Regions from separate parts of the Mus musculus genome. Here regions 1, 2 and 3 are each linked to region 4. A link is a loop called in an ENCODE intact Hi-C map of the cell type or tissue named here. Cell type or tissue: heart. All regions are shown on one strand. Links, peaks and the distances in the headings refer to the core of each region. The heading gives the core; the rest is flanking DNA.

Region 1 (5,376 bases), core at 111-5,110, 54 kb after region 4:
CCGGCTTCTGGCATCCTCAGCTGCATAGAACTGACTTTTAAAGTAGAAAAAACAAAAACAAAAACAAAAAACCCCAACATCTGCTGAAGGAGACCAGGTGATTTCTAGATATTTAATTTGATGAGTTGGAATTAGATGGTCAAGGGGAAATAACTGCTTTTCAATATCTAAGTGTTTTCTTCCTTGAAAAAAAATTCAGTTAAGTGTGATAAACGCCCAGGAATGAGGCCCCATCCAGCCACAGGAAAGACATTGTGGCTTTTAAGCTGCTGGCACTTTTCTTTGATGTTAATATTCTTTTCTTTTTTTAATTTTGAAGGAGCTTATTAGATGTGTTGCTTTCCCATAGGATTCCATATTGTGGTTTACTTTCAAATTATGAAATATTTTTAAAAGAGTCCGGGTGACCTTTTGCCATCAGTTTTGTTCCTGTGACACATGAGAGCAATATACAGTTTGTTCTTAGCATATAAGACTGTGTCTTAGTGACAGGCATGCTTTTGTGGTGAAAGACCCAACTGGAAAAATGTCACATGTGGTCACTCATAATCATTTGGAAATTCACTTGTCATTAAAGAATACAAAAAAGCAGCCACAGACTAGCATTGCTGGGCTATTTATGATTACTGTAGCAGTTTTGTGTGACTGGGCTCCCTTTCCTAACAGCGAGATACAAAGCAAGCAGCATCTTTGCTCGGAGGGATGTTCCTCTGATAATTTTGTTGTATGAGAGTCTACCTGCTCAAAGCAGTTGGACTTTCGGTTTTAAGCGGCTCTCTGCCTGCCGGCTGCTGTCTGCTGCTTCCAGCTTTGCCTGTGGCCTGCTAGCCAAGTAATCCTTACAACATTTTTCTTTGCTTTCTTATAAACAGTTTAGAGTCCTCCTTGCCTTTCTTGAGGCCTGCGGTAAAGTTGGAAGAGGGGAAGTCCATATGAAACTGTCCTTTGTCTTTTCCTCCATACTCTATGCAGGAGTACCCAGAGCGGCTTCTGGGGAGGTAATTTTGTCCGCCTGAGGGTTTTACAATAGGTTCTGTTGTTCTTATGCGTAGGCAAAGACATGTCTTTTTGTTTAGAGGATTTTGAAATGTGTTCCTCCACCCAGAGCACCCAAGCCCAGGCTAAGCACAGAATCCTTTTATAACTACAGGTTATGATCTGATTCACTAGAAACAAGGGCCGGTGTTAAAAACAGAGCCTAAGGATCTTGAGCCCCTCTGTAAGGATTACCAAAAGAAACCAGTGAAATGTATCAAGGAAGGAAGCTACAGTCAAAACTGTATTTCTTCTTTAAAATTCTTAAGGCTCATAGGAAGCTTTGCATCTGATTCTCAGCTACCAAAAATAATTTGTGTGTGGAAGATGCCTCAGAAATGGAATATACTTAGGCGCCCACGGCTGACTGCTTTTCAGATGTGTGGTTATCAGTTGTAGCTTGAATTTAGAGAGTACGAGATGATGCAGACAGGGTTCCTGGGGGGTTAGTTTGTTACTTTCTGAGATAGTTATTTTCTGAGATTCTGATGAGAAGCCTGACAGAATGCCTTCAACCTCTGTGACTCCCAGGAAATGCTGTTAGCTTTATTCTGGTTTCATAGTTTTGGTCAAGGTAGATTCCAGAATAAAACAGACATTTTCTTCTTAGTAAAAAGGGGACGAGGCATCCTATTCCTAGGCTCGGAACTAAGGCAAGTCTTGCGCTTACCCTACTCTGTTGCATTCTCGGGTTATCAGATTTGCAAGTCGGAGTTGGGGAAAGTTTCTATCGGGACTCAAGCAACTCAGCCTCCAGTCCTTGCTAATACCAACAACCCGAAGGCAGTTTTCTACCACCTGGGAAAGAAAAAAAAATCTTTCTAAAAGATGGCACACGGCTTGCTTTCCTGTGCACTTTCAGCAGGTCTAGAGCTGCATCTGGCCGAGTCGGGTAATCCAATCTATTTTAACGCAAAGATTTTCCGAGAAGGCAGGAAACCAGCAAGGGGGAAGGCTTTCAGGCATCTGCTGTTTCGTTTCCAGATCCCTTGTGTTAATTTAATGTTTCTAGGGAACCCGGGGTTTTTTCTCGGAATCTCTTCTCTAGGAACTGGTGTGTGCCGCGATAAGGCTAAGACTAAGGGGGCTGCAGCCGGAGGCAGCGTCCCCGCTCCAGGGTGCAGACTTTCCCCGCCGCCACCGCCACCGCCACTGCCACCGCGAGGGTGACAGCACCCTTCGAAGAGTGAGTGTTTGCCTGTGTGCAATTAGGAAAGGCAACCCCGTGAAGCGATCGACATGCCCTCACCCCATCAAAACCAGGGCAACTCGACTCTGTTGAGGAAACAAACTCCATTCCATCCCAAGCCGGAGTGAAACGTGAGCTTTGCACAAACACTGGCACTGCTTCGGGAATACCGGGAAACTCGCCTTTCTTCCAGCGGCCTCCGCAGAGCTTTGCCCAGACAGCAGTACTAGCTTGCTGGGGGTTTTAGTGTGTGAGATGAGTTTTGGTTCCGTGCTTGCAGCCAGGTGTTAGCACTGGTGTGTGTTGGGCCCTATCAGCCCTATGACCAACAGCCGGCCTGGCCTCTCCAGCGTCTCCTCTCCCGCCATGGACCTGAAGCCTCACTCAAACCTCGCTTCTGCAAAGGCGTCCTGTAGACAAAAGCCTGCCCTTAAAAATTTTAAAGACTGTATGCTATTCCTGTTTAGACTCACGCAATGGGGATAATCCATGCTGCCCTGAAAATAGGGTTGAGAACTAAGATGGAGTGAGTTCACGTGGCCCTTTAATAGTAGAAACAGAACCGGAACTCCGATAAACCCAGCATTCTGTTACTGAGTTACAGAACTATTCTACAGAATCCTAGAGGTGGACCAGAGTGTTGTCCTCTTGTCATCCCCCCCCCCCCTATGACATTCTAGCAATCTGGCTGTTTCTGATTGCTGTGGTTGTGATTGCACACAATTCCATCGCTGGAAAACTCTAATGATTGCACTGTTGTTTCGAACACTAACTGGAATTCTCTGAGAAACTGTTCTTTAAACAATGAAAGGCTAAAATTACTCTTTTCCGCATATTTTTAATTGGTGTGGATGTATTTGAAAATCATGATAAAAATGAGCTTTCTATTGTGTTCACATTTAGGTTCCAGTCCAGGCTGTGTGTGCTATGAATTATTGGGAACAATCTTTGGTTTCTAGGTAGTGCTTTGAGGTTATGTAATGAAATGTTATATTGTAATATTTTAACATTTTAAATGATTTGACACTTAATATTTATTATTTTTTTTTATGTGCTTTGGTATTTGACCTGCATGTATGTCTGTGTGAAGGTGTCAGATCCCCTGGAATTGGAGTTATAGATACTTGTTAACTGCTATATGGATGCTGGGAATTGAACCTGTTTCCTCTGAAAAAACAGCCAGTGCTTTTAACAATGGAGCCATCTCTCCAGCTCTCCTCCTCCTATTATTATTATTATTATTATTATTATTACTATTACTAATGTGTGCTCCAGAGGACAACTTCTGAACAGTTGCTACCTTCTTTGATACAGGGTCTCTCATTGGCCTGGTGCTCATGGATTAGGCTAGCAAGCGCCAGGATACCTTGTCTCTGTCTCCCAGGAACGGCATTCCAAGCCTAGGCCACTGTCCTGACATTTTGTGTGGTTCTGAAGATCTGTTTCAGGGCTTCATGCTTATAAGCAGCAGTTCCCAACGTGTGGGTCCAGATCTCTTTGGGAGCCGAAAGGGCCTTTCACAGGGGTCACAGGTCAGATACCCTGAATGTTGCATATTTATATTACAATTCATAGCAGCTGCAAAACTACAGCTATGAAGTAGCAATGAAATAATCTTACAGTTGGGGGGAGGTCACCACAGCATGAGGAACTGTCTGAAAGGGTCGCAGCATTAGGGAGGTTGCGAGCCACTGTTTATAAGGCAAGCTCTCTATTGAGAGAGCAATCTTCCTGGTCATATCTTGATCTTTATAGTATCCAAAAAAAAATTATTTTTCTGTGTAACTGAGTTAAGTTGGAATCACTAAGTAAAGATAAGTGAGTTTAAGAAAGTCTTAAACTGTTTTCTTTACCCTCTGTATTAGTTTTCTATCTTGCATAACAAGTTCCCTCCCAGGTTACTTACTGGCTTTTAGCAATACACACTCTCTTCCACCTCTTGCTGTGAGGTAGAAATTGGGGCGGGAGGATGGCTCCTACGCTGTCTCTGCCCAGGGCTGGGGCGGGAGGATGGCTCCTACGCTGTCTCTACCCAGGGCTGGGGCAGGAGGATGGCTCCTACGCTGTCTCTGCCCAGGGCTGGGGCGGGAGGATGGCTCCTACGCTGTCTCTGCCCAGGGCTGGGGCGCGAGGATGGCTCCTACGCTGTCTCTGCCCAGGGCCTCAGAAGGCAGAGGCAGCGGCAGGCCTGGACTCTTTTATCACTAGGACTTAATCCAGTTTGTTGGTTGAACTTAGTTCCAGGAGGATGTTGGGGTGGGGGTGGGGCACCCCATGTTGTCTTTAGCTGCGGTGGGGTTCTTCTGAGGTCTGCTTCCTTTCATCTGCACAGCCAGCAATAGCACTCGGGAGGAGCCCGGATCCTGGCCTCTCTTTCCGGCTTCCCTTCCCGCAGAGCTCACCGGTGTCTTTAGTCAGCTGACTTACAGTAACCTTAATTACACCTGAGTGGTAGCAAGTATTGTCCCTAAGAGTTAAAGGCTTGAGTGACAGGGCTTTTGAAGTAGAAATGGTTTGAAGTTTGGGTATCAAACCCCTCTAGACACAGTTTTTCGATGGTGGCAACAGACAGAATTAATTCATCCTTTAAAGTGACTTTTAAACATCTTAAGAATTAACTTTTTTTTTTTTTTTGTAAGATAAAATTTAAAACCCTGGTGACATCAGATATTACCCATTAGTCATCTTTTTGAGTTTATGTAACAATAAATATTTTCCATAATTGTTGCCTCCTTCCCCTACCCCCATGAGACAGGGCCTTACCATGTAGCACAGGCTGTCCTGGAATTCCAGAGCCTTCCAGAATGCTCCCTGAGTGTCACCATACCTAGCTTAGTGTTTCTTAAAACTCAACCTCTGCTTTGTAAAATCTTCTCCAGTCTTTGGTTTTTGATATTATAATGGACGTTTACAGTACCTAAACACACACATAATAATACTTGTGAGTGCTTTTCATGTAAACTCTGATTTCAGCCTTGGAGAATTTTGAATGTACTAAACATAACTACTCTAGATTTCAATTTTCAGTGAGAAAACCGGGTCTCCTGACTTCCCTGTCATTAATGAGCTTGCAGCTTCTTGTTTGTAAGGCAAATGTAAATGCTTTCTTCATTTCTTAGAGGTCTGAGTGCCTCTCACATCTTACTAGGCTT
Region 2 (5,376 bases), core at 295-5,294, 210 kb after region 4:
TTGGCTAATCATGTTTGAAATGTATCTTGTTGAGATCATCAGCTGGATGGCCGTGATGATGGGTGACTATGGAGTAAAGGGCGGTTACTCTCAGGGTTCGCCTCTTTATTGCTCTAAGTGCTAGGCATAGCAGGATTCCTTTAGAGCTTATCATGTTTCAGGACTGTACATGGGGAAAAGGACCTCTCCTCTTAATCATCACCAATGTCATTTTCTTTCTCTCTCTCTCTCTCTCTCTTTCTTTCTTTCTTTCTTTCTTTCTTTCAAAATGTATTTATTTCATTTCTATGAGTACACTGTATCTGTCTTTCAACACACCAGAAGAGGGCATCAGATCCCATTACAGATGGTTGTGAGCCACCATGTGGTTGCTGGGAATTGAACTCAGGACCTCTGGAAGAGCATTCAGCCCATTCTCCTAACTGCCAAGCCATCTCTCCAGCCCACCAATGTCGTTTTCAAGCGCTACCAAGGGAGTTTTGCTTAGGCAAATGTAGTTAAAGTGATTCCTTTACCTGTCTAAAGGTGATCAGAGCTATGTAGGTAAATGGCCGGCCTCCCAAAGGTAAATGGCCACAGCAGAAGACAAAACAAGCCTCACTTGACTATTTGCTTGGAGGAGAGCATCCAAAGAGGATTGGAAATTCAGTTCCCAAGCTCTGTAAAAGAAAGTCTCACAGACATTCATCAATAGGCAATAGTAAGGAAGGAGACGATACACGAGTGTCACAGTGAGCCCCATGGACAGCTTCATTATTGAAGAAAATTTGCATTGGGCACGTAGCAAATAGAGGCACAAAGACACCAACACATAAGAGAATGCAGTGGTTTTATAGGCAGGGAAAGAGAAGATCCCAATTCAAAAATGCTGAGGTTGCCTGGAATCTTCAGGATTGGATCCCTGAAAGGAAGAAGACGCCAAATTATGAGTTGAGGTCTCCTTGAGTAACTGGCTGGGACCTAAAATACATATGTTAGGGCAAGATGCCCAGAGATCTCACGTGGTGACTGCTGGAGTGAGATGAACCATGAGTCTAGAAACATTTCAGTTCTGACAGAACACAAAGATCTTACCTAAAACAAACAAATAAAACCTCAATGCATGGCAATGAGCAGAGATTCTATAGGACTAAATGTGAGGAGTTAGCAGTGCCTGCGTCCAGATACAAACGTTTATCTAGCACCCTGTCATAACTATGTTAATTATTCATTATTGTTACATTATTGAACAACAATTCATTATTGTTGTTGTTGTTGAGTAGTATATATACTACTGTGTGTGTATGTGTGTATATATATATGGACATATATATATATATATAGTATATATACTACTATATATACTACTGTAGAAAGTGCTCATCAATATCTCTTATACATGAATGAATGAATGAATGAATGAATAAGCTAAATGATTTTGTACATTAGGAAATTAAAGTCAAAACCACTGTGTTTTGCATTCTGCAGAATGGATACACAAAGTTGGCCTTAAGTAATAGCTCCCTTCCAGAGACCGTAAACATGGAATCTCCTAGAGATTGAAAACTATTATTCTACATGTAATTATAAACCAAATGGCATTTAATTTATCTTTCTTCCTGGCTGGGGTGCTACACATTATAAAAATTTCCAGAAAAGGAATGGCGGGCAGGAGCAAAGTTTCCTTTGATGTCGTAATGGCTGATGTTGACTGTCAACTTGAGGGGATGCGGAGTAACCACAGGAACACCTGCCTCATCTGTGTACATTCCTGTGTGCAACAACCGCAGGAATAGCTGCTAGGTCTGTCTGTGTGGAAGCATCTAGATGGAGTTAATTGGAGTAAGAAGAACCACCCTAAACTTGGATGGCACCACTCCAGAGCTAAGGGTCCTGAATTGAGTAAGAAAGGGAGAGTGTCTCCACTGGGCTGTGGACCTGGCTTGGTGGCTAAGAAGACATACTGCTCTTGTAGGTCCTAAAATTAGAATTGGGCTGCTCACAACCACCTGTGAGTCCAGCTGCAAGGAATCCAAATCCTCTGATCCCTCTCCCCCTCCCCCTCCCTCTCCCTCCTTCTTCCCCCTCCCCTCTCTCTCTCATACACACACATAAACACGGTGGGGGGGGGGGTTCTCAATTAAAAGTAAAATCCTTTTTAAAAAGAGGAGAGACTAAAGTTTCTACTCTCTGATTTTAGATGCAGTGTGACCAGCTGACACAAAGCTCCTACTTAAACAGTGAGCCAGAATCAACTTTTTCTTCCTTTGGTCGTTGGCTTTCATCTGGCATTCTAGCCCAGCAACAATCAAAGGAATTAATGCAAATATTACCTTTCAAATGTTTGAGATCTACTTCTCAACCCTGCCTTCCCAGAAGTCAATGGCCCACAGGAGTGAGTCTGTCTTCTTGTGGGGAATAAGAAAGGGAAGCTGGCCCTTCAGAGTTTGTGCCTTTGTATGCACCTGTAATGTTGCAAAAGTAATCACCGTTGCTTAAAAGACCTCCACTGTTTGCTAAGTACTATGGTAAGTTCTTGGCTTTCAATTCATTTACTCCTCACTGCAGCCTTTAAAGTACCCTGATATTCCTCTCTCTCATGGGATGGAAAACCTGGGATCAGGGTTAAGTTACTTGCTTATGAGTCACATACTGAACATGATTCAAGCAGGACTCTACCCTAAACCTCTCCTCTGGGACTCTTCAACCCATGGGCCTCATGAGAGCATTTCTTTTCTGACATATAAGGCAATTGCTTCTCATTTTAAATTTCTTGAAAGTACTCTATGTCTTGGATAACTTTAGTTTTTTGCTTTCTTTTAAATTTTATTTAATTTTTATGTTATACAAAATGAAAAAAAATAGGGGGTTGGAGAGATGGCTCATGAATTGAGACCACTTATTACTTTTCTAGAAGATCTGAGTCTGGTTCCCAGCACCCAAGTCAGGGCAGCTCACAACTGCTTATGACTCCAGCTCCAAAGGATCTGACATCTCTGTCCTCCTCAGGCATCCAAATTCATGTCCATATGCCTACATGTACATACATCACACAATCTAAAATAATAAAAACATATTCTTAAGAGTAAATGATTAAATCCACCCCATCCCCCCAATATTTCCTCTCAATTTGCTTTTTTTTTTTCAACCACCAAATCTACTGTGTTTTATGTCTTCTGTGTTTTATGAGCATGAGTGTGGGGCCATCTACTGGAGCATGGATAGTTGCTCAGAGGCCACATCTCTGAAGCAAACTGACTCTCCTGCCTCCAGCAGTCATGGATTCCCATAGCTCCTCACCTAAGGGTGGAATTTGGTGACTTTCTCCACCATTTGTACTGTGATCTTGTCTGGCTTGATTTGAATGGGTCTCATGCATGCATGCTGTCATAGCTGCTGGGAGCCCATGTGCATAACTGACCTCTCCTGTTTCCCAAATTCTGTTTCACTGCAGTCACCAACTGTCTCTGGCTCTTACAGTCTCTCCACCCAACCCTTCCTCAATGATCCCTGAGCCTCATGGAGAGGGGAGCAGTATTAATATCTTGTTTAGGCTTGATGACTTTAATCATGCATATTTTTATTAATACCACTAAGGGCTTTCTCCCTTTTGAAACACGGTCCTTCTGCCATGAAATTGAGAAGAGTGAGTCTGCATAATAGTTTTACTGGAGGCCTTGCAAATTGTGGGATTTGGGTAGGATGCAGAACTTAAGACCCACATTACTGTAGACTACATGATGTCATAAACTGGAAGACATAAACTCATACATTTATAGATTAAGCCTGCTGTCTACACTTACATACCTTCTCATGGTTTTCTCCCTCAATTTGGGACCTTAAAAATTCACAACTCGTAGTGAGCATCCATCATCAGTAGATGACCTAAAGAATGCTCAAAATGCTACTTCTGCCTCCGTTTCCGGGGGTAGGGCGAGGTAATTTTACCTTTCTGAGTTTCCCCAGCCTCTTGGGTGGTGCATCCTGAGGCTCCAGATGTCTTTCTTGGCTTCAAGGACGTTTGGTCTTCACTATCAACCCATCCCCCAAATTATATAAACCTGAACCATGCTGGCTGACCTCTTGATATCACAGCTCAACCACAGCTGGAGACTACAAAACATTTTGCAGTTACTCTTACTAGTGGATTACATAATAGACACATCCTATCTCAGCTACTTGAATGGGGAATAGAGTCCTTCCTTGTTCTGGCTGTTGGCACTGCTTTTTTGCTGTAATCTTTTGATTTTTTGATAGAGATATGCTGGCAGTCAGTATGTTCATATTTTTCCAATGGAAGTCAAGTGTGATCATTTAGTGCTCCTCAAATATGGGTTGTTCTGTACTCAGCTGGAATTGCCATAAGAGTTTATTTAACTTCTGCAGAATTCAGATATTGTTCAACTCTAGCCACAGCCAAGGTTCTGGCTTTCACTTTAGTTACTCTCTGACTGTCCCCTTTGGAGACCCCTGGCTGCCCTTCCCATTCATCTATAAAGATTGACTGCCAAAACTCTGTGGCATTTTAGGGATTCTTTTTTCAATTTCTCTAAGCTTATTGTTAATCTATTATGTGGTCCATCTCATTGACCCTCTTTAACCCGATGATGGTCGTTTCTAAAGCTGTGTCTTACTGGAAGCTTTTAGGGCTTCTCATTTGATAGAGAAGTTTCAGGCTTGGTACTGTAGTCTTTCCCTCATAAATCCCCCTGATCTATTTCCCTTTGTCTCAATGACCTTCTCAGCTGACATCACCTTTGGGCTGGTTGCCTTGAGAAACGGGAGAGATTGGGTATGACAGCACTAAGCAAGCATCCTTAAGGCATGGCGAGTTCTAAAGTAACCGAATCTCAAGGCTGGGTGGGTACCTGGATATTGGTTAGTCCTAGATCCCTCCCCACACAAGAATTTGTTCTTGAATATTCACAGTCCCTCTCCTCTGCTAGAATCCTTCCAAGCAGAGATCATTAGTTGGCTGAGCCAACTGTTCTCTTGTTTCAAGTTCTAATTGCTAGAGTTATTCAATTGAACTCTGCTTTCTTCCCATTAGTTCTAGGTGTGCTGTTGGGAGCAATACAAGTTAAGGGTTGATTTCTTAGAAGACCATACTAACTGCTCTTGTATGTTGGGGTCTCTACTGACTGACTTATACTTAGTCGGGGTTCTTGTAGTTGTAAGTAATAGGAAGCAACTCTGGCTAACTATCTCAGCTTTCTTTGTCCAAATAAGAACTACTCCAAAACTTGGTGCCTCAAAGAAATGCTCATTGCCTCACAGATGGTCTGGGCCAGAAATCCAGAAGCAACTTACTAGGTGATTCTGGGCCAGGGTGTCTCATAAGGTTTCAGCCAAAAATGTCCTGCTACAGTCATCTGAAGCATTGACTGAGAGTGTGGC
Region 3 (5,332 bases), core at 333-5,332, 98 kb before region 4:
AGCAAGTGCAAGACCCTAGGTTCGGTCCTCAGCTCTGAAAAATCAAAACAAAACAAAACAAAGTAGCAATGATAATAATTTTATGGTTGAGGGGTCACCATGATATGAGGAACTGTATTAAACGGTCGCTGCATTAGGGAGGATGAGGACCACTGTGGGGCTCAGCTGAAGGAAGTGAGTTGCTGGTGTAGGGCACCGGAGTGCTAGATGTAAACCGGTTTCCTGTCTCCCTTCTAAGGCTGACTGCACCACTAATTCCTGCCTCCCGTGGAGGGTGCTTTCCAGGCTCCAAGCCTTCCTGCCATGTTGGAATGTGTCCTGTGAACCATGAACCGAGATCAATCTTTCCTCCCTTCCATCACCTCTGCCAGGTGGTTTGGTCATAGTACTCAGTAGAGTAAGGAGGCTGGAAGATTTACTACACCTGACAAAGAAAAATTAATCTGTATGATCTCAAAAAAAAAAAAAAAAAAAACACCACCACCAACAACAAAAAAACCAACAAAAAACCAAAACCCTTTAGGAGTGCAGAAGCACAGGCACACACTTCCACTTCCTCTGAGGTTTTCTACCAAGAAAGGATCAACCATTCATAAAACGTTGGTCTTAGTTATCCCTGCACATTGTAGAGGCTTAAAAAGTTTAACTTGGGCCTCCAACTCACTACACAGAACTCCAGAGGGATCCGCCTGTCCGTTCATGCTAACCTTTCACCGACATCTTGTTTTTAAGTTTACAGAAAACGTTAGGGACCTAAAGAAGGTAAGCATCCTGCTAAGTTACTCCCTGGCTTTACACAGGCTTTCTAAAACTTGAGTAAGAGGCATCCTTCCCATCAAAGATTCCAGGAAAACAGCCTCCCCCCTCCGCGGCCACACATACGAATCTATCGCTGACAAAGCCCCTGTAAGCTGGCTTATGTCCTCCCCTCGCGTTCACCATTCTGTAAGTGCATAGAATTATTTAAGAGGAAAAAAATTACTGTGGATAAAAATTGGTTCGGGGCCTTGGAATTGGCCGGTCGTGTTGTGTTTCCTTCCAGGGCCGGCAGGCGGGGCACCAGGCAAGGCTTGGAAGCCGCGCCTCTCTCAACCTCTCCTGGCCACCCTTGCCCAACTTCCCCATAGACACAGCTTCAACTAAAAGTGGCCATTGACCTTTCAAGCTTTTGAGCAGTGGGGCAACAGAACAGTATTTCAAAGAAAAATGGTTATCGAAATTTCGAATCCGGTTTTCCCATGAGTGTTTTTTTTTTGTTTTTGTTTTTCTGTTAAAAAAAAAAAAAGTAGGTCACATTCAAAGTGGGTCACGTTTCAGGAGCCGGCGTGCCTGGATGCCGGCGCGGAGGCTAGGTGGCCTCTTACAGAGTGGGAGGTGAGGGTCCCAATAGGAAAGAAGTACTGGGATCAATACGAACTCCGGGTCCCTGGCTTTGCAAGGATTCACAGAGACAAACGCACCAGGCCTGTGACCCCGCACCCCACCCGGGCACAGGTAAGGGCACCTCCTCTGTAGGGTGGCCAGGGTGGGTCTCCCGAAGGGCAAGCAGGAGTTGAGCTGAGGAGGAAAGGAGAAGCTGGGCAAGGCTGATGCAGGGGACTACCAGTTGGAGCTCCAGGGGGGAGGGATTGAGGGCAGTCTGCGCAGCTTTAAGGAGGCGCTCAGCTCGTCTCTTTCCTGGCCTTCTAGGATGCTGGCGGAGGGGACAGTCTCTGGTTCGCTTCCCGAGGTGCCCGGGAGTGGTAGTCGACCTGGGCAGTGGCGTGCTAGCTCTAGCTCTGTGTGTGTCTTAGAGAGGGAGGGACGGACATCTGAGCCCCGCCCCCTTCCCGCACGCTGGTCCTGCATCCCACATGGAGGAGAGGAGGGTCGCGTCTGGCAGGCGCACAGCGGGGTGGATGGCTGGCCTAAAGGTTCCCTCCTACGTGGAGGGCTGGGGAGAAGAGGGGCTGCTATTCGCGGGACCGAGGTGCTCAGCTGTTGCAGACACAGGGGCAGGTACTGGTGGCTTAATAGGCATTGGCTGGGGACTTCTCCTTGTTCCCGAGCACCCCGAGGTGCAGGGTCAGAGGAGGGCGGAGTCGCAGGCTTCCACCCCGCAGCCACCAGCACCAGCACCCGCACCGGCTCTCTCCACCCGGCTCCCTTGAAGCCTGCGCATTAGCGGCCGGGGCCTCTTTAAAGCGCTGGCGGGGGCTGCGGTCACGTGAGGCGGATTCCTGGAAAGTTCCTGGAAAGCGGCCTCCGCCGCGGCCGGGCGGGGCGCGAGGGGCGGGAGGCGGGGAGCGAGGGAGGCGCGTCGGGCTGGGAAGTCGCGCGCACACTCGGCTCCGGGGACAGACGGTTAACTCTTGCCAAGTCTCGCCGCCTCTGCGGCTCCCGGGCCTTGGGCTTCCCCCCTGAAGCATGAGCCTTTCCTCCCGCAGCCGCCAACGCTGCGCGGGTCTCGGACAGTGCGCGCCGGGACTCCAGGCGCGCGCCCTCAAGATCCCTTGTGCCCGGAGCCCGGAAGCTTGCGGCAGGTACCGCTCGCGAAGCCCGAAGGTTCCGCCCGGGGGGACAGTGGCCGGGAGGGCGGCGGGGTGCGAGCACGGGGGCGGCGGCGGACCGCCTGGGCGTCCGCAGTTTAGGGCGCCCCGGGAGAGTTCAAGTCGGGGCTCTGCCCCATCCGGACTCAACTGCCTCCTCTCTCCCGGGTTCCTTCTCGGTCTCGGGAAATTTTCCGAGCACCCCCACCCCCCAACAACTGCTACCCAAATTTATAATCCTAATAACCTGATCTCCCGCTCCTCCCCGCCAGCCTCCGCCCTTGCTCCCCCACCCCACCCCTTCTCTTTCTCCCATCTCCTCCGCTTCAACTGGAGGGAAACCCGGCACTGGCGAGCAGGGGTGTCAGCCTGGGGCGGAGAGGGGGGGGGGAAGCTAGGCGACGATCCCTGGGATTTTTGTCTGCCTTTGGCGCAGAAAAACTCGGTTGCTTTTACTGAGCGCAGAGCCGATTGCATCCCCAGGCATCTCCTTCCACAAATAAACGTCACCCGGGGAACTCAGACGGACACCCCTCCTTGCCCCCTGGCTCCCCCGCCCCTTGTCCGCTGGGGAGGCTGCCTAGTGCGGAGGCGGCAGTCGCGGCGGTGGAGGTAAGACCTCAGTCCCAGTTGATGGCATGGCCCGCTGCGCTCGCTGTTGCGGGCTCAGCCCCGGCCTCATTTGGAGCTCCGGCGGGGGCTGCACGCTCCGGCCGATTCCTCGACAGCGCCCGCGGCGGCAGCCGCAGGAGCCGCGGTCCGCGTTTTGGAGCGACCGCCGCTGAGCCCCCCATCCTCGTCTGGAGCGTGCTCCAGGAAGCGGCAGGAGTGGGGGTGAGGCCGCCTCCGAGGCAGGGATGCAGCGGCTGGCGCGCCGCTAGCGCACCGCAGCACCCTCGGCTGGCGACCCAGGAGCCCTGCGGCGCTTTAGGGCGTGGAACCAGGTTTTGCCGGATGCATCCTCCCAAGGGCCCTGGGGCTGCTCGAAATGTAAGATGGAAATGCCAAGTGCAGAGAACTGCCCGGTTCTTTGTGTAATGTTTTCCCCCCCACCCCCACCCCCCACTTGCCCATGACAAAGGCCTATCCATCCGGACCCGCAGGTGACTGTTTCCTGGGCTGCCTGTGTGTAATTCCAGCACACAGTTCTTCGGCGGGAAAACACCTTGTTTACTCTCATCCTGTCTCCCTCCTCACCCCTCTACTCCGGCCAACTTTAGTGTCTTGGATCTCTGCCCTTTTTACCCGTCTTTCCCCAGAGTTGGGCAGGGCGTTAGCTGGATGCTCGGGGTTAAATGGTACAGAACACGCAGGCGGAGGAGTCCCTGGGATTTTCCACGTGTCTGTTTACCCACCCCCACCTCGGCCGTAGGGGTTCAGCCCAGACTGACCCAATCTCTGTTCCATTGTTTCTTCACAGGCGATCTGTGGGTGACAGTGTCTGCGAGAGACTTTGCCACACCATTCTGCCGGAATTTGGAGAAAAAGAACCAGCCGCTTCCAGTCCCCTCCCCCTCCGCCACCATTTCGGACACCCTGCACACTCTCGTTTTGGGGTACCCTGTGACTTCCAGGCAGCACGCGAGGTCCACTGGCCCCAGCTCGGGCGACCAGCTGTCTGGGACGTGTTGACTCATCTCCCATGACCCTGCGGTGCCTGGAGCCCTCCGGGAATGGAGCGGACAGGACGCGGAGCCAGTGGGGGACCGCGGGGTTGCCGGAGGAACAGTCCCCCGAGGCGGCGCGTCTGGCGAAAGCCCTGCGCGAGCTCAGTCAAACAGGTAGGGAGCTGGCGGCTGGCGAGGAGTGCGAAACGGGGCGTCCCCATCCCCACCCTACCCAAGGCGGTGGCGGAGAGCGCGGCTGGGACGCGGGCCCAGGTTGGGGGCACTGAAAGCGATGGAACTACTACTCCTCGCGTCCGGTCTCCGCTCGGGGAACCGCAGAGAGGGATGCCCGGATCTTAGGTGACCACAAAAGCAAAGTGGAGGGACGCTGAGGCTTGGGCAAGGGCCGGGAGCGAGCTGGGCTCATTTTGGAAATGTTCCCCCAGCACCTTGGAGCCTAGGCTGCTTTCAGCCGGAGCTCCCGCTCGCTCCGGCGTGGGAGAAAAGCGGCCAGCGCCTCTCTTAACTGGCCCGGTGCGCGGGCGGCCAGTGGGCTGTGCTGCCTCCTGTCTGGGCTGTGAGCGCTCCCGAGAGCACAGCCGCCTCTGCCGCAGCCCGGGTTGATGGCAGCCAAGTTCAGACTGTATGAATCGCAGCTGCTGGGGGTGGGGGGTAGCCTGGGCCGAGTGCAGCCTGCTCCCCGCAATGCGGAAAGCACCCTACATCTGAAAGCAAAGAAGAGAAATTTATATTTTCTCCCAATAGCTCGAAAACAATTTGAGTCTTAAAAAATCTGGCTTCTGAAAACTTACCTTTGAGGCAAGACAACTTTTGTAGCAGTAGATCTTGGGAGAGGAGAAAAAGTTCCAGTCTTTCCTTTCGGCCCTGGGCTTTCCTTGGGAAAGTTTCCCGGTAATATTTTTTTGTTGCGGGGGGGGGGGGTGGCGAGAGGGGAGCTGTCGGCTGAAACGGAGGGGGGCACATTGTTCAAAGTTATTAAACGAAGTATCTTGAGTTACTTTTGTAAGTGAGGTTTAGAATCTGGTCAAGATGAATCAAATGGAGATTTCAGAGAGCAGGGGTTATTTTGATCCAGGGCAAAGTCCAAAAGAGTATAGTGAAGACTGTAAACTGTTTCTGCTCTTCCTGGGAAACTGAGCTAGTTGTAATCAAAGCAGTCAACAGGAGTGCCTCCTA
Region 4 (5,376 bases), core at 133-5,132:
AAAAATCAAATACTACCAGTAAATTACTTTTATAATTTAAATGTAAAACTATGGGTCTTATATTTTGAATGGTTCTGAGAGCACATATGATAATTATTTTTTTAAAATTAATGACATATATCTGAATATTTGACCAGAATGGGATAGCCAGTTAATTTAGAAAGACCTGGTGAACACTCAGTGGAAAATCTAAAAATATCTTTATTCCTAGGAGCTTGTCCAAATTACATGTCTTTTTGAAACCATGAGAATGCCGGCCTTTGAGGACCTCTAGAATTTTCAGCTTGGGTTGTCCTTAGAAAATTACATATTCCATGTGTCTGAACAAAACCAGGACCAAGTATCCCTGACATTTCTACCACATTATTACAAGCAGAATATATAACATGGAGTTGCGGAGGGAACATCAATGAGTTGTGCCTTTCTGGTATTCACATCGAAGGCTCTCCTGGCCGCACGCAGTTGGAAATGACAAAAGACCCGAATGCTTTTCACTCCCAAAATGTTGAGTTTAACCAGGTGATTATTTTGGGTTATATAAACGTTGTCATGAATTGTCATAGACATGAGACCCTCATTCTCACTTCTTCAGGTTTATTCAGAGAGCAAGAGAGAACTAAGATATCCTGAAGACATTAAAAAGTTAAGGAGAAACGGAGGGGAAAGGCGCTTTTATATCTAGCTGTTTATCTTCTATGTATGAGTGCTGCATCCTGTGTGTCAGTATGGGCACTGCGTGTGCCTGGTGCACATGGAGGTGGGAAGAGAGGGCAGGAGCCTTGGCAGCAGAGCTGTAGATGGTCGTGAGATGCCATGTGAAAGGCAAAGAAACCCAGTACTCTGCAAGCCCAGCCAGTGCTCCTAATGCCGAGCCCACTCCCCAGCCTCAAAGAGCAGCTTTATAATGGAAGCAAAAACCAAAAAAGATTGAACATATCTGTATATATGCTTAGGAAACCAGGTTTTCCCCAAGACTTGTTAACTCTGTTGAAGGGTTAAATGGAAACCTGGCTTGCCTCACAACACAAGTGAGTGTTGTGAATTGTTTGTTTGTTTATTTTATAATTAACTCTACTAGTGAAAAAATTCTGACCTGGGGCTTAGATTTATTGATTTCTTGGTGACATCAACCCATTTTCAAGTATGACTGTAGTTAAATCTTGACTATTTAAACTAATACTGAAAATACAAGTAAGGTAGAGATGAGTGATAGAGTCAACACCTTTCTCATGCTCACTTTAAGAAGAGCAATGCTCCACGCAGGGGTAGTGCTCCCTTTGGCTGGTGCTTACAGATATGGGTGTTTTTGGGTTAGTGCTCCCTTTGGCCGGTGCTTACAGATATGGGTGTTCTCGGGCTAGTGCTCCCTTTGGCTGGTGTTTGGAGATATGCGTGTTCTCGGCTACTGCGGCAGTGCCATGCCTGCCTGTCTGCTGCCAGGTTCCTCGCCATGATGGTGATGGATTCTAACCTTCTAGAACTGTAAGCCAGCCCTCAAGAAACTAATTCTTTATAAGGAAAAACAAAAAGGCGACATTATTTCTAAGTCTTACTAATAAGCCCTGGATTCGAGGTTTGTCAGTCATTCTCTTCTCTCTTCTTCATTGGTAGTTTTCTAGCTCACAGGAGTCTCTTTAAAAGTTATTATTGATTATTGAAAATCTATTATGCCTTAGGGTCTAGTGGTAAATGTGTATATCTATACATTGTATATATTTTATTACATCATATGCCGTATACCATATATTATATATCATGTATTATATATTATGTGTTATTATATTATATATAATAATTATATATATAGTGTTTTAGGGTTAGGGTAGAAGTTATATATTTTAAAGAAGTAGATGCCTAACTGCTTTCTGTCACTTAAGGCCTTAAATATTTATAAGTGTCTAGTTTCATGAAAATATGATTTTGAAATTAGGTTGAGGTTTAGTGAATTGGAAGCTGTGTGAGTGTTGGGTTCTTTTTTTAGGGAGTAGGGGGATGAGCGGAGGCTTAGAACCATGGACCAGCATCAGAGCTGAAATGCCTTCCAACTTAACGTCTCTGGAAAAAAAGCAAACAAACCCAGAGTCCTGTTTCCTGGGACCTCCGTGTCTCTCTAGCACGGTGTCAGAACTGGGTAGGCACACTTGTGCTTCTGAAAAGGCTTTGCAACCCAGGCTCAGGGAAAACCGGGCGTTTGCGAGGCGCGCACACAGTAACCTTTTCTAGATTTCTGCTTATGTTGGTTGTGGTTGTCCCTGGACTGGTTTGGTGCCCTGCGGTCAGGAAGCCTTGAGAAGAAGCGAGGAGTGCCCTTCGCTTAGCCACGCGGCCCATCCTTCCTCAAGAACAAACTAACTTTATTTTTATTACAGTTTTCTGCTTGGCTCCTCTGGCAGGCTCTTGGTTTCCCCCTTGTTTGTGTATTAACTTTGGTGTTTCATTTCTATACTTGGAGCTGCCGAGGATATTTCTGTGTTGTACTAGTTATTTGCTTTTTGTATATACACTGAATGTAAGTGATATAGAGTAAAACTGAGTTGTGTCTCAGTCTCTATTCTTCTAACTTCAAGTCTCAACCAATCCTCAGACAGAAAAGAACAAAAACTACCTGAATTTTCTGATTATATCTCAGAATTTTCTTAGGTCTCCTAATGTCTGTTTTAAAAATCCAAGTATAAAAGTCCGGGATGTTGAGCAGATATTTGGTTTGCGTCTTCCTCACCCCACAAGGACTCTTACCTTTTAAAGGAAGAATTCTGCTGATAAAATGACTTAATCCACCTTGGCACAGCGGAAGGGACACTTGGCAGCGCTTCGCTGCGACCAAGGTCACACACCAGACATTAGATCAGCTGGAAGTCCTCTCTGGGTTCCTGCTGGGTCACTTTAGGAGACAGGACAGCACTGGGTGTGGGGAAGGCAGCCTGTGACCGGTGGCCTGCCTTCCCAGCCTGGTGGGTCTGTCTGAGCCGGGGCTCTCTGTGGTGCCCAAGTTCATCTGGCTGAAGCCCTGGCCTCAGTATCTGATGGGACTCCGCGTCAGGCACAGTAGAGTGGCTCACAGGCCCCAGGACTCTCTGTTCCAGCCTGTTTGCTCTGGCCTGGCTGTCCGGCTGCAGCTCTGCCACGATCCTTTCTTAACAGTCTCCGGGTAGCCTTGCCTTTCACCTTGCCTTCCCTTTGGCTGGGGCTTTGTTTGTCTCTCTTTTACCAACAGGAGTTGTGTCTATGCTCAGCCACAAGCCTCCCGCCCTAGCTAGCATCAGATACTTCCTTCCTTGGCCCGTGCAGTGGCCGCCCTGAGGCTAGCCCTTGTTTCAGCCTTGCCTGAGTTTCAGTGGGTCATCCTGATGGACAGGATGTCCTTGATTGCCTTGCCGTCCTCATGGGTGCAATACACACAGGGCTGGCTTGCCCGTTCCTTCTCTGCTCAGAAGCTCCAGGCCCAGCCTGTCCCTTCTGAGCTGGCCTTGAGTGACCCCGCTGAGCCACATCAGCTGGTCTCGCTCCTCAGAGGTACATTTTGGCTCTGAGGTAAACGCTTGGGCGTATTTGAAGTTACTGAGCTCTCGTGACAGCCGCATTACATATCGCCATCGGTTTTCTGACTTAGGATTCTTCTTAAAGTCTCCTCTAATCAGGCCATTCACCAAAGCCTGCCCCGTGAGATAACCGTTGCGCTGAACTCAGTTTAGCCAGCCTGGGTTCTAGATCCAAGGAGATTGTTCCCTCTGATATCCCCAGCTTGATTATCATATACTTCCCGGGGATTAAGTCAAACCTGAAGGGCCTCAGATACCAGAAGGGATTCCTTCCTTCCTTCTTTCAGATGTGTAGTGGGTGTTGCCCGTGTGTTAGCGGTCGGGTCTGGTACTGGGGCTATAACGGTAAACAGAACCATGGCCATGGGGTTCACTGTGTCTCCTGGAGGAGGAGGATCAAGGGTGAGACCGGCAGACAGCTGATGAATTAATTACCATTGCATGTGTGTGGTGGTGAGAGTGGGCAGGTAAGCCTTAGAAAGCCTCTCTGATGTGTTGGCCTCACTCCTGGGACAGAGTAGCCCGAGTTAGGAAAGAGACTTCCCTCGAAGGGCTAAGTTACCTGCTGTACCCGTGTGTACTCAGTGACTGGGTTACGACCCGTCCGTCGTGCTTTCCATCGCGCATCTGAGACCTTGTGTGGTCCTTCAGATGAATGTAGATCATCTGGGACTCGGAATGAAAGAGTAGTGATGCCCACGACGAGAAGGCACCTCCCCTTCTCTTCCGAAGTAGTCCAGATAAGGATAGAGGCACCAGGCTTCAACCCTTGCAGGCAGTGGGATCCCAGCAGTGTTTAGCTGGGTTGCTGCCCCCCCCACCCCAGCCGCCGTGTGCTTTCCTACCTACAGAAGGAGGCAGAAACAAGGGAGGATTCACTACCAGGGCCGTGTAGCTTTACCTTGAACATTGTCACAGGCTTGGGATTCTTCTCACAAGCTCCTGCGTTTCTACCACCCGGCTGAGCATGCTCTGTTGGAGTGAGTGTTGCTTTCCAAGCTGGTGGTGTCTCCAGGCATTTATGGAAGGACAGGAACTGGTTAAGTTTATCAGTAGCATTATGGAGTTTGTAACTTTTTATCTAAACACCACGTTTGCAGTTATGGCGACCCTCAGCAAGATGCCGCCAGATCCTGGTGTTTGGGAGCTGGGTGGGACCCACACATCATATTCTTTTTCTCTGTGAAAACGGAGGCCTGGGAGATTAAGTCAGCTTGCTCATCATCACATAGCTTGTTGATGTAATTTATTGCTGAGACTGGAATCCTAGCCTACCAGCTCTTGATTTAGGGTCTTTCCTGCCTCACAGTTTTTTTGGCTCCCCACTGGGTCTGAAATGGAATTGTATTATTCTGTGGTGTTAATAGCCAGAGGAGGCTTTTAAACATTTGCACTAATATAGTTTTTTTTTTTATGTTTAAGAGTAAAAACTTCAAGATTTTTTAGTATAGTGGTTTGAGATTGTCTTAAAGTATTTTATTTTTATTAACGCTAATTTTAATCATCTACCTGGGAGTCGTGATAATCCAGGGCTGCATCTTATCAGAGGCTTCCCCCAGCTTCTGCAAGGCTGATGTAAGGCGAGGCAGAAGACTTTTATGAGTATTTATGGGCCTGATGAAATAATGCATCTGCTGGCAGCTAATTGCCACTCTTTCTAGGAACGGCAAGCCATGTGACAGGGCCTGTCCCAGCAGGGATGGCTCCATTTCACTCTCAAATGCATTTAATACTTTTTGGGGTTTTTTTTGAGAAAGTCTGACTGTGTCTTTTTTCCTCCCTCCCATGGCCACAGGGACTTTGGGCTGCATCAGTCACCCGATCGCCTTCAGGTCCT

What was found. A loop is a pair of places that touch in the nucleus more often than their neighbours do. Peaks named below come from ENCODE experiments on the same cell type or tissue, not always from the same donor. Only the 100,000 strongest peaks of a DNase experiment are listed, where the experiment ranks them.
Region 1: a loop joins it to region 4, with 5 times the contacts of the local background. A loop is called at or near these places in 14 of 42 quality-filtered maps.
Region 2: a loop joins it to region 4, with 2.4 times the contacts of the local background. A loop is called at or near these places in 13 of 42 quality-filtered maps.
Region 3: a loop joins it to region 4, with 6 times the contacts of the local background. A loop is called at or near these places in 20 of 42 quality-filtered maps.

Annotation. Positions count from the first base shown.
Region 1 is chr10:95,261,737-95,267,112 of GRCm38, reverse strand. All of the region lies in intron 2 of Cradd (CASP2 and RIPK1 domain containing adaptor with death domain), which reads left to right. Among named protein-coding and RNA genes, the nearest start is that of Cradd, 59 kb to the left of the region's middle. In heart, for the core only: no CTCF peak of the experiment used is centred there; DNase peaks (open chromatin) are centred at 2,172, 2,472 and 4,562; H3K4me3 peaks cover 1,301 bases; H3K27ac peaks cover 2,234 bases.
Region 2 is chr10:95,101,849-95,107,224 of GRCm38, reverse strand. No RefSeq gene overlaps it. Among named protein-coding and RNA genes, the nearest start is that of Gm29684, 41 kb to the left of the region's middle. In heart, for the core only: a CTCF peak has its summit at 3,190 (motif pointing left); a DNase peak (open chromatin) is centred at 4,044.
Region 3 is chr10:95,413,808-95,419,139 of GRCm38, reverse strand. It overlaps Socs2 (suppressor of cytokine signaling 2), which reads left to right and starts at 2,283. Exons shown (of 3, transcript NM_007706.4): 1 at 2,283-2,522; 2 at 3,949-4,309. The coding sequence starts at 4,171. Gm33230 (a long non-coding RNA gene) reads right to left here and starts at 5,038. Exons shown (of 2, transcript XR_380696.3): 1 at 4,948-5,038; 2 at 4,537-4,860. 5730420D15Rik (RIKEN cDNA 5730420D15 gene) reads right to left here and starts at 1,765. Exons shown (of 5, transcript NR_045339.1): 1 at 1,461-1,765. In heart, for the core only: CTCF peaks have their summits at 1,051, 3,204, 3,424 (motif pointing left), 4,687 and 1 weaker place; DNase peaks (open chromatin) are centred at 1,049, 2,179, 2,829, 3,549 and 2 weaker places; H3K4me3 peaks cover 4,186 bases; H3K27ac peaks cover 3,472 bases.
Region 4 is chr10:95,316,050-95,321,425 of GRCm38, reverse strand. The region is part of intron 2 of Cradd (CASP2 and RIPK1 domain containing adaptor with death domain); the gene reads left to right. Among named protein-coding and RNA genes, the nearest start is that of Cradd, 5.0 kb to the left of the region's middle. In heart, for the core only: no CTCF peak of the experiment used is centred there; DNase peaks (open chromatin) are centred at 3,165, 3,385 and 4,065; H3K27ac peaks cover 1,413 bases.